Regions from separate parts of the Mus musculus genome. Here region 2 is linked to region 1. Evidence: chromatin loops called from intact Hi-C (ENCODE). Cell type or tissue: heart. All regions are shown on one strand.

Evidence for each region. Hi-C counts contacts between places; a loop is a spot of excess contacts. Peaks named below come from ENCODE experiments on the same cell type or tissue, not always from the same donor. Only the 100,000 strongest peaks of a DNase experiment are listed, where the experiment ranks them.
Region 2: it touches region 1 in a loop (3-fold over the local background); 4 of 42 quality-filtered maps call a loop at or near these places.

Annotation. Positions count from the first base shown.
Region 1 is chr6:71,800,423-71,808,422 of GRCm38, reverse strand. It overlaps Reep1 (receptor accessory protein 1), which reads right to left. Exons shown (of 7, transcript NM_178608.4): 7 at 1-632. The coding sequence ends at 622. Among named protein-coding and RNA genes, the nearest start is that of Mrpl35, 19 kb to the left of the region's middle. In heart, a CTCF peak has its summit at 4,126 (motif pointing right); no DNase peak of the experiment used is centred here; H3K4me3 peaks cover 436 bases; H3K27ac peaks cover 3,288 bases.
Region 2 is chr6:71,394,923-71,402,922 of GRCm38, reverse strand. Rmnd5a (required for meiotic nuclear division 5 homolog A) reads left to right here. Exons shown (of 9, transcript NM_024288.2): 5 at 3,630-3,796; 6 at 4,397-4,562; 7 at 5,969-6,071. Among named protein-coding and RNA genes, the nearest start is that of Cd8a, 25 kb to the right of the region's middle. In heart, a CTCF peak has its summit at 3,521 (motif pointing right); no DNase peak of the experiment used is centred here; H3K27ac peaks cover 446 bases.

The DNA of each region.
Region 1 (8,000 bases):
AGGAAGTTGGAGACATTGCCTAGAATTAAAATATTTGTCTACATTTTTGTTTTTGCAGCTCTCTCACCAGAACTTCTGGCAGCCCTTGCGAGTTCATTACATTAAGCCAAAAGCTGTAACTATGTACACCATAGTCCAATGTATTAGTACCAAGAACAACAAAAGGGTTTTTAAAAAAGATCACGTCGTTTGCATTTACAGGACTAAAAACTATGCAACAAACAAATTACAAATGTACATCTCAGCAGCATCATGGAAAGAGTGCTTATAGATCTAAAAACACTGCGGCCACAATGACAATCCAATTGGGGAAAATCACTAACCCCAGAAGACGTAAAGGTCACCCTCCACCACCACCTTTTCCCTTTAGCCTCTCCCCAGCAGGAACAAAAAGGAAAGAACAGAAGAGTCTTAAAGGCAGAAGAGGGGAGCGAGTAAAGGCCATGTCCGTGGGCTGCACACTCGAAGCACACCCAGCCTGCGGACTTCCATGGTACTAGTGACTAGCTCTTTAAGGCAGAGGAGACAGACATGTGTGGATCCGGGGCTGTTGGCTCATCTCACGTGGTTTCAGTGGCCGAGGATGAGGTACTTTTCTTCCTGAAGCGGGATCGTAGGGTTCTAGGCGGTGCCTGAGAGAGAAAGCAGAGAGAGGGGCTTGAGGGTGGAATCTTGGGGAACAGCGTCAGGTAGGGGTACTTGAGCCAGCTCCCTCTGTTGTTGGGTAGAGCTGGGTTCCCTACAACAGGAATCAGATTCTAGCGTTGCACCCTGTGAGGTGAGGCTGAGGCCCCCCGGGAAGGCCACTGCTCCTTCCTGAGGCTGAAGAGAAGGAAGGGCATACAGAATGGCATGGCTTCCTTGCTTCAGGGGACAGCTCCAGCCCTTGGCTGAGTTTTATAGTTCCTATGGGAACTTTTTTCTGGCGTGTGCTTTCACACAAACGTCCAGTCTCTGTTCTCTTTTACTCTCCAGCAAGCCACACCTGGAAGGCCACCACTACCTCATCTCCCTGAAGATGATTGCAGAGACCTTTTCTCTCAGAGGAGGCACAAACCACAGGAGGCATCACGATAGAAATGAAAGAAATGACATCCTCCCAGCATGTCACCGAATGGGGTTCACACCACTGTCCCCTCTGACTGGAAGCCCTATTCTTGTATATTTCTAGTCCCCTTGAGCACCAGCTTCAAAGTCTAGGAGACCCCTTGGCTCTGGCCTCTGCCTGACCACACACAGCCACTGTTGTCTCTTATAGTGGTTTGGTTGGTGGTCATTCATTTGAGACAAGGTTATTCTAAGTAACTCAGGGTGGCCATGAGATCATTTTGTATCCCAGGCTGGCCTCAAACTTGGGGTGATCCTCCTACTTCAGCCTTCCAAGTGTAGTGTTGACATTACAGATGTGCTCCACACAGGGCTGAGTGTTTCTCTGTTTCCCTCCCATACTGGAGTGTTGACCCCAGGGTTCATACATTGCTAAACAAGTACTCTATCCACAAGATACATACCTCCAGCTTCTTTTCCTCATAGTGCTTTGCATACACCCCACAGCAGACTTTGTACCCAAGCCCAGCTGTGGGATATCTCCCTTCCCTGCCCATCAGACTGAACTTCCTGAGGCCTGTCCCCCTTCTCCACCCACCATCTCCCGATGACTAGCTCCCTGCTCCCCCAGATGCCCCAGGCCATTGCCTCACTGGTAGGGAATGCTCATTGCTCACTACAGATGTTGCCTGAGACTGCAGCAATAAAATCCCCCCTTTTAGGCACCTGCCTCTTGGCCATTACAGTAAACAGGGGAGCTGTGTGCAAAGCTTTAAAACCACAGCTAGGTGTCATGATGCACACTTGTGATCCCAGTATTCGGGAAGTAGAGGCAGGAGCATTAGGTGTTCATGGCCAGCCTCTACTACAGAGAAAGGTGGAGGCCAGATTGGGCTATAAAATGAAACCCTGTCTCAAAAACAATAACAACAACAAAACAACAAACAAACAAAACAAGACTCTCTTGGGCTCTGGCATATTTAGAGATTGAGAGAGAACTCTCCCCATCATGAGGTTTCCCAGATCCTGAGGTCAGATAGGACTCACCCAGTACCCAGAACTAATCCACACTGACCGGTTGGAGACATAGCCCAGTGGTAGAATGTCTGTCTAGCATATGTGGGTGGCCCTGGCTTGATCCCAACACTGGAGAAGGGTTGGGGGGGGCAAGAATATATGAGAGAATATGAAATGATCCATCTTGTCCAGGAATGTGAGGAACTCCTCCATCTGAGGTGGTTGTAGCTTCCATCTCAGAGAGAACAGGGATGCTAGGAGCCTAGGCTTATGAAGGGGAATGTTTCTGAGCATCCTGTCTGATTCTCACCAGGGTCTCTAATTTTGTGTGTGACCGGAATCATGACTTTTTCACAATGGACCCGCAGGCCATCAGGTTTAGTAGATAAAGAACCAGAAAGGAATTGAGTGGCTTTTCCCTGAGCCTGTGACTAGTAACTCTCCACCTTTGTCACAGAACACGAGTCACAGGCATGGTCCTTCTGCTGCCAAAGCCCTGTCTATATCCATAATTGGCCACAGTGCTAAGTATATTGTTTCCTGATAACTAAAGAACTGGAGCTGGAGGAATAACTCACCTGGTGAGGCACTTACTGTCCTGGACTCCATGGGGTATGGACTCCATGGGGTAGCTGCACACACACACACACACACGCACGCACGCACGCACGCACGCACGCACGCACACATACACACACAGATCTTGGCAGGTAACTGGTGGTTTGTCCTACCTGTTTGGAGGGAAGTCGTTCTTTCCCCTAAGCACTCAGAAAGTGTTGGGTATCACAAGTAATGTCATTCTCAGGACCCCCAGATCTCTAGTGCAAACACATGTTCTAGCCCACACCCCCAGACACTATGTACCTCCAGGGGCAACTCGCTCCTCCTCGGTGCCTTATACTTGTACATGAACTCCAACAGGTCCTCCTCCTCCTCGTCAGAAAACGCCAGTGGGTTTCGGACCTGGTGGGGCTCCCATGACTTCACACCACCCTCATTCACATCTCCCTCAACCACTTAATGTCCATCTAACAAAGGAGACAAAGGACAGCGAGAAGGGGTCAGTGTGGAAGGGAGCAAGGATGGCAGGAAGGGTGATTAGGTACACAGCACAACAAACCTGTTAGGACAGCCAGGGCCCCCTATCTGAAGAAGCCGTACTGTCTTTAGGGGGGACTCAGGAAAGTGAAGGTATAAGTGGAAGCCTTAGCAGAGTGTACAGAATCAACTGCAGACTCAGAAGCCATTGAACAGCTCCCAGGAGGATAGAAGACACTTCCTTAACTCTGAGACTTGCCATGCCCTGTTCTTAGATCTGTGACTGGACAATGGAAGAGTGGACAACAGAAATAGCCTTCTCTGAAGACAAGAACTGTGCCTCCGAGGGGTGATGCTTTCTAACTCGTACACACAGGAGATGCTGACAGTGCAGTACCCTTGTCTATGCAGCACCAGGCATCCTGGAAGAGACAGTATGTAAAATGTAGGCCTAGAGACCTAATGGATGCAGATTTTTCATTTCAAAATACCTGGTGCTAGATAGAAGAGGACCCTCATAAAGATGCAAAATCTGAATGTATCTCCCACCCCACCCCCATGCGACAGCAAGATTCTTACTTCAGTGAAACTTGAATGAGCTATAGGCAAAGCTCCAGAATTAAGTTGGCCCATTGAATGCAGCCATGTCATTGAGCCAGAATGTCCTAGCTTAGGCAGAATGCAAATTACTTTCTGCTATACCCAGTTTATCTCGAATCCACGGACACATGGTTCTATTCTTGGTCTGTTATCTTCATCCAGAACATAGTTCTATTCTTGGTATGTTGTCTTCATCCAGAGTTACAGAAGATAGAGCTAGAGGGTCCACAACTCATCCGATTCCACCACTCTGACGTCTACATACAGACTCCTGAGCTCTTGTTGGGACACCCTGCTACTGCTTCTAAAATCCTATTCAGGCGCAGAACGGGCTAGTTGCTGTGTAACAGTAGTCCTTGTGGAATTAACTAAAAGCTGCAACTAAGAGTGTTTCGTGTTTCCAGTTTCCAGTGCTCCATAGCAGCCAGCAGAGGGCAGCATGAGCCCATAGCTGCTGTCAGCCGGCCTTATAGGGCTGAGCCGTGGGTGGAGAGCCATCTGCTCAGGCTGTGTGAGCCTTGTCAGCCTGACATCATAAATTTGCCTTGATTTTTTTTTCTTTCTTTCTTCACTTTGTGCCTCTCGCAGACTGTTTACTCCGAGTATAGTTGCTTTCTTGTCCTTCCCTGCCTAAATCAGCTTGTTGAACTTGAGAGCAGTAATGCCACCTTTCTTGAACACTCTGGTCTTCCAAAGTTGCCTGAGCCCCAGATAATGCCTAGAATCTATACCCTGCAGCTCCTGCCATATGCCCTGGTTCTCTTGTGGGCCACAGTGTCTCAGCAGAAAACATCCTGAGTTGTGGGGCTGTGGCTGCTCATCCCTTGTCCTCTGAGTGTCTGAGGAAGGCCTGGGCACTCAGCTGGTCCGGATCATCTAGTGATCTCAATGGAAGCCTGTTGTCATTTTAGACAGTTCAGCTCTGCTCCACACTGGAGCATGGCTCTCACTAACCAGGACATCCCTCTAGACACAGATTCCTCCTGTCTGGAAAGAAGAATAAGGTCCAGACCTAGTTAGGACCCAAGGCTCTCAGGCCAAAGTAAAAATGCAGAAGCATCCTGGCTAGCTCCACCCCTCAAAAACCTACATCTTCAGGATGAGTTCATCCTAGCTGAGTTTAGACCTCTGAACAGGTGTGTGCTGTTCCCTTAAATGAAGAGTTTTCCCCTGCCAGTTGTTATGATAACCCAGAGACACCGCAGGATCCTTGGGTATATAATTCCTCAGTCTGCCCACCAGAATGTCCTGAGGCTGAGCATCTAAACCACACACTAACCACAATGATAACCACCTCATAGGTGGGCATGCATGCCAGTACCCCTAACTCTGGGAAACGGAGGCAGAAATTTTCTTTGGGTTAGCCTGGGCCACAAAGTGAGTTCCAGGCTAGTCTCGGCTCCAGTGTGGAGACCCTGTCTCAGACACAAAAGCAAAATAAAACGAAGAAAGAAACAAAAATCAGGGCCCATCTCGGCACTGAAACTCTTAACAGGGCTTTGTGCATGCTTCCCACTGCAACCTTGAACAAGAAGCGTAGTTTGAAAAGAAGTAGTTCTGTGACTCCCAGGAGTGGCGATCATTACAGATATCTAGGCAGGAGTAGAAGCCTGGCCTGATCTGGGCAGAGGCTGGGAGCACAGGAGGCCAGTGTGGGTGGCTGGGAGACAGAAAGAGAGACACAGAACCCTGCCTAAAAACACCCCAATTGTTAGGATGGTCCTGTGTGTCTGCCAAGTGTGCTGTTGGTATTTACTATCTTTTTTTTTTTTTTTTAAGATTTATTTATTATCGTATCCAAGTAATCTGTAGCTGTCTTCAGACGCACCAAAAGAGGGCATCAGATCTCATTACGGATGGTTGTGAGCCACCATGTGGTTGCTGGGATTTGAACTCAGGATCTTTGGAAGAGCAGTCAGTGCTCTTAACCACTCTCTTAACCATCTCTCAAGCCCCGGTATTTACTGTCTTATCTTTACTTTTCTGAATGATGGAAATCAAATCCAGGCCATTGCACATGCCGGGCAGATGCTCTACCACTCAGCCAAGTCCCTAGTCCCTTGTTTGTATAATCTGCCTCACTCTTGGGATAGCCATGCCTCTGAGTGCCAATGCACCATGGACGCTGGTTAACTGTATTTCCCTCTTCAGGGTGTGAGGAATGACCAGGCAGCATGCATTTACAATTTTCTCCTGATCCTATCTTCCTTTCTTCTCACTTCCCACTTTCACTTTCTTACTTTGGCTCACTGTTTCTCACACACACACACACACACACACACATGCATGCACACATACAGATACACATATGCATACATACATTCATACATACGTGCATACACACATATACTTTTTGGAACAAGCAGCAGAGTAAATAAGAAATAAGTCACACTGGATTTGTCCACACTGAGGAGTGGTACTAATCTGATAATCAAGGACAAGTGACTGGGCAGGAAACTACAGAGTGTATCTGTAGATTTGCATAGACTTGTGATCTAATATGTCCTCTGCCCAATGGCTAAGACTCCAAGACCCTGAGAACTTGTGTGGATATATGCTCTCCCATAAGAGGTCCTCCCAACCCTTTAGCAAAGGTACCCCAAGCCTGGAGCTCACTGAACTGTCATGGTTGGGTCAAGGTCGATGGTTTCTACTTAAAGACAGGGGTCCCTGTTGTCTTCCACAATCGGGCACCTGCATGTGTTAGTGTCGGCTCAGCACTGGAGGATAGAAAGGAGGGGCTGGGTAGTCTCAGTCCTTTAAAGACCTGAACAGATCTGCCAGCCCTAGGCGCTGAGCCACCCACCCACAGTGCAGCACGACACCCAGGTTAGCATACATCCCACACGGCACACATTAGTGATGCAAGGCAGCAGATGTGCTGACGGGACATGCCTGTCTGAACACTTACATCCAGGATCCCAGCAGTCACCAAGGAGGAAGAAAAGAACAACCTGTTAGAGAAGGGGCTTTGGAACGAAACCCGCGTGTACTTAAATTTATGCCCTGCTGACTTGACTTTAAAAGGGCCCGATACACCTCTCTGACTGATGACAGGCAGCTCAGGGAGGAAGAGAGAAAAAAGGGGAGGAAAGGTGGTGGACAGGAAGATTCTCCAAAGAGACAGAACTATGCAGGAAACAGCAGGGAGCCGACTGACAATCAGAATGAAGCAGAGAGGGAGGGAGAGAACTTTCTAGTGTCTGGGAGGCATAGATTAGAACAGAACCTGACTAACAACTGCTGCGTGCTGGGCTCTGAACTCTAACGCTATGGCTGTTGCTGCCCTGTAAGGTGACTGTCAGCCCCCAAATTCCCAATTCTCCTTTCTCCACTATCTGAATTAAGACCTGGATTTGCAAATCCTTTAGAAAGTTCAGTCTCTAAGGATGACTAGAACCTTCCCATGTTCTGAACGGAACACCATCCATTCCACAGGACCCACCTCCACCCCCACCCCCAATCCTCTCAAAGCGCAGAAGCTTGAGAGTCAGCTTCCGCCCCTGCTGTGAGTCAAGCCCACTTGCCAGCACTTTCCAGTAGAGTGCCCTTCACTGGCAGAGAGCTAGAGGGACCACAGAAACACTAACCCATCCCTTCCACCTTACAGAAGGGAGAAGGAGACCCAGAAAGTGGAGAGTTGTCCCTAAGGACATAGAGGTTCCCACTGTGGAGGAATCATGGATTGGGTCCTTGCAAGGAGCTCTAGGGGGCAGGAAGAAGATTCCAGAGTAGTGGTTGGCAGCAGGACCTTAGGAGAGTAGGGAATGCAAAAGCCAAGGCTTGAGCCAAAGCTACCAGGCCTAGACTCCAAGCAGAGCCATCCCCGCTGGATGCTTCCAGCTATCTGCTGCTACTGCTCCACTCCTCCAAATGCCATCCATTCCTAGACACCTGCTGCAGTGGTCTGCAGAGTCTGTAGATCCCTACTGTCTGCTGATTTAATTGTCTGCTACATAGACTTGGACTACTACTGGTGTCCTCATAGGTGAAGGTATCTTAGAGGCAGGAATCAGAAAGAATGGGACGTTAACCAACCTGGTCCCTGGGTGATGCTGTCCTGGCTCATGGTTCTTACAACTCATCATGTAGAATGGGGGACAGACATGACCATGGCCATCTGGGGACAACGAAGAGCTGTTTCCCAGGAACTAGGAAGTCTACCAGTGTCTACCAATGGGAGTCCCCAGCTTCCAAGATGGCCTGGGAGGCCCCAGTTGGACATGGGCTGCCCAAGACTGGTTGAATGCTGCTCTCCCACTGTGTCCCCGCTTAGTGCTCCTGTCTGTCACTTGTCT
Region 2 (8,000 bases), 410 kb after region 1:
TTTCTACGATTTTGTTAAAAAGTTGTATTATTTGCCTTTGACTTGAGTTTTTCTCCTTCCTCTATTTCTATTATTTGTAGATACGGTGTTTTTATAGTGTCTCAGATTTCCTGGATTGTTTTTGGATTTAACATTTCCTTTGACTGCGTGATCCATTGCTTCTGCTTTCTCTTCAAGACCTGAAATTCTCTCTCTTCTGTGTCTTGTTCTGTTGGTGAGGCTTACCTATGAGGCTTTTATTTGACCTCCTAAATTTTTCATTTTCAATTTTGTCTGAGTTTTAGTTTTTTGTTTCTGCTTTCATGTCTTACAGTGTTTTTATTGTTTCATTCCACTCTTTGTGTTTCCATCGTCTTCACTGAGGCATTTCATACCTTCTTTTAACATACTATACTTGGTATTTTGAAGCTCCTATCTTCTGTGTCAGTTAAATTGCATTTCACAGGCCTACTGCAATAGATTTGTTTCTGGAGGAACAATCCAAATGTTTACTGTTTATATTTGTGTTTGGGGACTTGGATCTAGGTATCTGCAGTTAGGATATTTGAGGTGTTTCTTAGTATAGCTATCTGGTCTTGTCTTTTTTGGGGGGGTGGGTATCCCATGCTTTGGTTGGTGTTGCCCTGTCTGGATCCTAGTTAATTGTGCTGGTATATGATTACTGGCTGAGAGTGCTTTTGTGGGTTGGGTCAGCAGGACACAAAGATGGGATAAGAGGAAAGGCCGGGAGATACAGGCTCAGGACCCTGAGTACACACCAAGATTGCTGATAATACCTTTGAATGAACTGTTGGTGGTCTTTTTGTTTCCACAGTGATGTTAGGAAATTGCTAGCTCTTCCACTGAATTTGATTTGTGGTGTTTTCCATTTTTTGAATTTTAAAGACATTTGGATTATACTATTAATAGCTTCCCATTAAGTTTGTACTTGTAGGGCTGAGTATTGTTAGTCATTCCCAAGAGGGGGAAAAAAATAAGAAGAGTGGTGGAAGTCTTCCACAGGAATATTAGAAGGGAAGGGCATTTGTAGTCTTTAACATGCTGAAAATGGGTATAGTGGTGAGGGCTGTGAGCCTTGGCCAGATGCATTTTTACCAGAAATAGTACCCCATCCAAGTGGCAAATTTAGGAGAGAAGAGGGGAGAGCTAACCATGTGAGTAACATCATGTTATTATGTGTGTGTGTGTGTGTGTGTGTGTGTGTGTGTGTGATGGAAATTATATATACAGAGCCTTAAATATCCCAAACCTTTTCATAGTCTGAGCAGGGTAGAATGCTGCTGTTGGTGCTGTGTGAGTGTCAGTGTGGGCTACTACTGATTAGGTCACCAAGTACCATTATTGGGGGTGGGGGGTCTGATTATGAGAATCCCAAAATTCTTATTTAGAGATTGCAGTGGCTAAAGGGTTGTGATATCTACATATCCTTTGGCAACAGCAAAGTGATGCTAATCTGTGCCCTCTCCCTATTAGGAACCTGTAGTATAAAGTAAAAACCAAGGCAGAGTAGCTTTTGTCTCTTTCAATTTGAATTGAACTGTGAGCAAAAAGCTGACCAGCCCTCAGCTGCATGTGTCCCAAGAGACCTGTGAGTGCTCCAACACAAAATCTGAACTTCCTTAAAGCCTGCAGTCCACTCCTGGGCATATACACAAAGAACCCTGTGTTGCAGGGTGATCTGCACCCCAAGTTATCACTGTAGCTAGGAAATAAAACCAACCTAGTCCAGCAGATAAATGGACCATGATAGTATGTTACATATATAATGTGTAACATTATTCCGCTCTAAAGAAAAGTGAAATTATGAAATTTAAAGGGAAATGCATGAACTTAGAATATATATTAAATATGATCAGCCAGTTTCAGAAAACAAAACATACACTATTTCCCATCCTGCTGATTCTTTAGCATGAACTTTAAATATGACACCATCATGTCACAAAGTCAAGAGGGTGAGTGTACTTGGGTGACATATTTACTTCTGCTTTGTATAAAAGCCTTTACTTTTATTTTTAAAAAAAATTATTTCCTTAATGTGCAGCCTAAATGTTAAAGTTGGTTGAGTCATCGGGAGAAGACTGTAATCTCAGGTCTAGGATCTGGAAAAACATTGTTGGGTTTTTTTTGTTTGTTTTGTTTGTTGTTTGTTTTTGTTTCATCCACTCAAATTGTCATTCATTTATTAGTGTTAGGTGACTTGAGCAAGCTAGTGATAGGGACAAGAGTACTGTTGGGAAATTATTAGATAAGGAAGGTGCTATTGGGTACAATGGAGGAAGAGTTACTCGTATTTTATGTCACCTTTACTTTGTTCTCCCTTCCCCATGTGCCAGGGATCAAGGCAGAGGCCTTGTACATGCTGGGCAAGCGCTCCACCACAGAATATATTCCCAGCTCGGCTTGCTCACATTTTATATTCATACCTGGTTCATGTTCAAGTGGTCCTTGGTGAATTGGGTTAGCTGAAAAATGTCCAAATAAAAGTCAATTAAAGGATAGGCTTTATAGTTGAATATCAAAATGAAGCTTTCTTATCACATTTGTAAAATTTGACTTTAACAGCTGATAAAGTTAAAGTTAAAGATGAATTAGTCCCTCCTTGTGCAGCTGCTGCCTGATCACTCATGGCACTTCAGAGTTTCAGAACAGAACATTATTTCCCTGTGTATAGATATAGTGATAGTATAGCTATACAAATCTTTTTGTCATGAGAGCACATAGTGTATGTATGCTTTTTTTTATCTTCTCAAAGTACTGGGACTCAGTGGTGAGCACTTGTCGCACTTCCAGAAGACCTGGGCTTTGTTCCCAGCACTCACATGATAGATCAAAACTATAACCCCAGTGCAAGGGACCCCAGTGCTCTCCTGTGGCCTTTGAGGGTACGCGACATGCACACGTGCATAATACATGGGACAACACACAAACACACATAAAAGTAAATCCTAAAAAAGACTGGGAACCTTGAGAAATATCTATGGTTTCTGGGTTTGTTTCTTTGGTGTATTTTGTTGTTGCAGTGCTGGGGGTTGAACCCAGGACCCTTTTATTTGTGTAAACAACCACCCCATCACTGAGCTGCATCCACAGCCTCAATGTTTGCAGGTTCTTAATGCTAGACAGAGTAGAGATTCCAGGCCTGTGAAGTAGTGAAGCAGGTAAAGGTGCCTGCACCAAGCCTTGCTTGAGTTCATGGCTGTCCTCCAGCTTCCCGGGAAGGTTATGATGTGAGTAAAGAACGGAAGCGTAAGAAATGGAAGCGTGTAATTTAAAAAGTAAGGGGCTCCCTTCAGAATTTTGGCTAATTTACAAATATGCTTGCTTAATAGGAAGAAGGGTGGCTATAAGTGATTTAGGTGTGAATCTCAAGGCTTACACTCCAGAGTGTGGCCCCCTTCAAATCCAAGTGTATTATGTGACATACCAGAGCCATTCACTGTAATACCTTAGTGAAGAAGTAATTATCATCTAATATAATTTCCTTTGTGTTTGCATCTCCTAATGGTTGATATTACCACAACCTCCCACAAGAGGGCAAACTAGACCCTCTTATGCTAGATGTCAACCAGTTTTTAAAGCATCCTACTCATGTCCTTGATTACCCTTGACACATTTTTCTGTTGCCTTAGGTGGGCAGTATCAAACCGAGAAATGCTCATAGCCCAAAACAGTTCCTTGGAATTTAAGCTACACCGACTGTATTTTATTAGCTTGTTAATGGGTGGAACTACAAATCAGCGAGAAGCCTTACAATATGCGAAAAATTTCCAGCCATTTGCCCTAAATCATCAAAAAGGTGAGTCTGGAATCAGACTGCTGTTTTCCTTTGTTCTTTGGGGAGGGAGCATGGGCAAGGTGGAGAGAGTACAAGGAGTTGAGACAGTCTCTGTGTATGGCCCAGGCTGGTCTCAAAACTTGTGATTCTCCTAGGTCAGCCTCCAGAATGCTAAGAGTACAATGAGGAGGAGGTCTTTAGTGTTTGGGGGGAGCTAGTAGCCACTACTTGTGTCTCTCATACATATTTTCTAATGACTAAAACTGTTGGGATAACTGGCAGTTAAGGACTCTTTAATATAAGGACACCAAGACCAAGCTGTGGCTTGCTCCTTGGCCACTTTCCTCTCACCACGTGCTGCTGCCACACGTGTCAGAGTAGCTACGTATTCACCAAACACATATGGCAGTGTAAGACTAGAAAGTCTGAGCTCGTTATTTTCAGTGCTTTCTTCTTCTCCTCTCCTGTATACTTAATTAAGGAGGAGGATTTGCGATCACGCTTAGGGACCACGTTTACATTATTTTAGGCTGTGTCACATGGGATGGACATGTCTTCACAAGTCAGTGCTGTTTGAGACGTGAGTACACACCTTCATTGTGCTGGAGCTTTTTCTTTTAGACATTCAGGTATTGATGGGAAGCCTCGTGTACCTGCGACAAGGGATTGAAAACTCACCATATGTTCACTTACTTGATGCAAACCAGTGGGCTGACATCTGTGACATCTTTACACGGGATGCTTGTGCCCTCCTGGGGCTCTCCGTGGAGTCTCCTCTCAGTGTCAGGTGTAGTAATGGGCTCTGGTTGCTCTGAAATGGGCATTATACTGGGTGGCTTTTCCTGGTCCTTTAATCAAACCAGTAGATTGTGTTGTCTTTCTGGAGACGTATAATAGTTGGTACTTGAAGTGCTTGCCACAGATGGCAATGACACAGTTTAGGTCAGCAAGTTCTCCAAATGTGACCCGGGAGCCAGGGAGTCCCAAAACCCTTTCCACTGCTGACATTTGCACGGATGATGCAGAAGCAGAAGTAAGTTAAATGTCAGGGTCTGTGTTGTGGGGACACTGATGCCAGCCTCAGCAGGTATCATCACTACCATGCTGGCTGCCTAGGAAATGCTTGCTGAGCTCTGCAGTACTTTGGGTGGGCAATAGATACTTGCTTTCAGTTGATATTTGGGTCTGGATCTTCTTAGCATTCTCTGTGACACAATAGGGCATTTGCATAAAGCGTTTAGTTTCTCACCACAGTATGATGCTTGTGTTGACAAAGCACCTGTGTTATGTCTTGTTGCAGAATACAGTTTTTACTTGAACTCATTTGCGACAGACACTCAAATTTATTGTGTTTATTGTGATTTATAAATGAATCAATCAGTAAATTTAATTTCTAACAAAAAGTGATCTACTCTATGAAAACCAAACCACAGTTTATTGACATTCTTGGTTTTAAGTTATTTTTCCAAGTGAATGAAGTAAGTTTGTCACAGTAAAGGAAGCAAGTGTGTGCATCTTTCCATACAGTGATAAAGGTCACGATTTTAGACTAAAGTTAAAAGTTTTGGTTCTGAGCTTGAAAGCCTTTTCTGATGAGACTGGCGAAGACATTGTAGTTTAAAAAAAATAACTGTAAACTGGTGGGAAAACTTTGGAATGTTTTATTCATATAACCTTGCATAATCATACTTAAAGAGAAGACAGGCCCAGAAGAGTCTCCTCCCCTTTAAATGCTAAAGCACAAGTCCACCGTGTCTGAGGCACACTGGTCTTTAGGCCTTGCATTTCCCTCACCCCTCCTTGAAGTGATGCGATTTGTGCTCATGATGACGGCTCGTCCCTCTCAGCACAGAAGGCCAGCGCTACCTCTCTCCTGATAGGCAAGCCAAGTATCTTTTTAATTACTGAGGGGTTAGTGGAAATTAAATGTCCTATCAGAACGCAATCTTTTGAAAGCTTGCTCTTCTTCTTCCTTCTCCCACGCTGCCTAGGGTTATGTGACAGTGCTAGAAGTTTGTGTTTTACTTGTAAAGAGGATTACGTTTTAGTAATTATAGGAAATAGAGCTGAGGACTGGGAGCATGAGGGAGAAAAAAGTTGAGTTGTTTTCTTTTTAGAGGAATAGCTGTCCTGCACCTGCTGTAGGGTTAGCATCCCTGGGGTTGGCACTGATGCTTCCTCTTTTGCCCTCAGTTTCTCAGCAGGTTGTGTGGCGCTGCCTGCGCTAATTAACATCAAAGCTGTGATTGAGCAGAGGCAGTGTACTGGAGTTTGGAACCAGAAAGACGAATTACCTGTGAGTTCAACTTGACAATCCTTGAAGATGAATGTTTAAATTTCGCCATTTAACCAGAAAACGCTATTGTAGCTATTCAACATGTTTTGTTTGTTTGTTTGTTTTTGTTTCTGTTTTTGTTTTAATGCACATAACATGAGTGAAAAATAAGGTTGGGAGTATAGCTCAGTGGAAGACCATTTGCCTAGCAGGCTTGAAGCTTTGAGTCTAGTCTCAGCACCGCTCTAAAAAGGAAACAAGTCAGTTAACTAGTTAAAGTTAAAATAGGTATAGGGAGGTGATGGGAGAGTTAGGAAGATGTTTGTAAATTTGAGACCAGCCTACATACTATGTTCTAGGGTAATCAGGGCCTCTTAGTGAGACACTATCTTAACAACAACAACAACAAAAATGAAACAAGAAAATAAATTTGAGGGACTTTAACCTGTAATTTCCATTTGTGAGAAAATTATGTCACAGATGCCGGAGGGTTAAATTAGTCAGCCATTGACATGAGCTGCTTTTTTTTTTACCACACCTGCACACAGATTTGTCTGTAGCTAGCTTGTTCTTTCAGTTGTAAGCCTGTCAGTTGGTTGCACCAACTATAGCAGCTTGTCAAGAGGATGCTTTGTGTTAAAGGCACAGGTGTCTTCCCAGTGCTACATGTGCTCAGGATATAAGCAGCACTGTACTCTGCTGCTGCTGCTGCTGCTGCTGCTGCTGCTGCTGCTGGAGCAAATGAAGAACTCTTTTTCTTAAGCAGATAACCAGCTTCTGGCAGTTGCATGATCTTGCTGTGAGTGTTTTTGAAATATGCACACTGAAGTAGAGTAATCTGTAGGGGATCTCAGCTAACAGCATGCTCTTGACTGGAAAAGCAACAAGAGGTAGTGGTTGGTAATCTTTCCTCAGGAAAGATTTGTTGTGCTTTTGGCTTTTGCCCCCCCCCCCCTTTTCTTTTTGGGGGCTCAGGGGATACTCTTAATATGTAGGCCAGTTGGGGTTTCCTCTGATCCCCCTGGGCACTGGGTTTATAGGTGTGTTCCACCGTTTTTGCAGTACTGTAGTTTGGACTCAGATCCTTGTGCACACTGAATTCCTCCCCCTTTGTCAGTTTTTCTTAAAGATCGTTATTAATCGACTTAAGTCTGTGTGTCCCTGGCTGGCGTGGAACTCGTTTTGTCTAGATTGTATCAATCAGACTGGCCTCAAACTCAAAATCCCCTTTCTCTGCTGGGATTAAAGGTGTGTGCCACCACACCTGGCAGTAATGGACTTTGAGAATAAGAAGGAAGGAACACGAAGTATTTGTGGAGGCTCTGGTATTCAGTAGCAGGTCTGATAGATAATTTCAAACTTTTATATGGTTTGATTTATTTGTGGCAAAAACACAATGTTGATATCATGCCGTGAGCTTTTAATGTGAACAAATGACTAAAAGTCATGTTGCGATTAAGCTTAAGCTGATGTCACAAGCCTGCAATTCCAGATATGTAGGAGGCTGAGGCAAGAGGATTGTAAAATCAAGGCCTGCCTGGGCAACTTATGGAGATCCTATCTCAAAAGGCACAGAAAGGGGGCACATGCACAGGGGTGATGGTCAGGAGCTAGGATGGGGCGCTGGACTAAAGCTCGCCTAGCCACATGCAAACCCTGCATTGGACTCCAGCACCGGGGAGAAACAAAAACAGAAACTTTGCCTACCTCCCTGCTTCAGGTTTTTTCTGGACCATTTCATACAAATTACATAGGAAACTCAGATCTGAAGTCACCCAGAAGGTAACTATATTTAGACTGCCCTTGGAGGAGTTGTTGCGCTGAATTTATCACCTAACCAAGCACTTCTACAGAGCAGTCAGACTGTCTGCTTCTGCTCTTGGTATATGTTCTGGTGAAATGACAAGGTATTTAGGCAGGGGATGTAGCTTAGTGGTGGGCCAGGCTGCC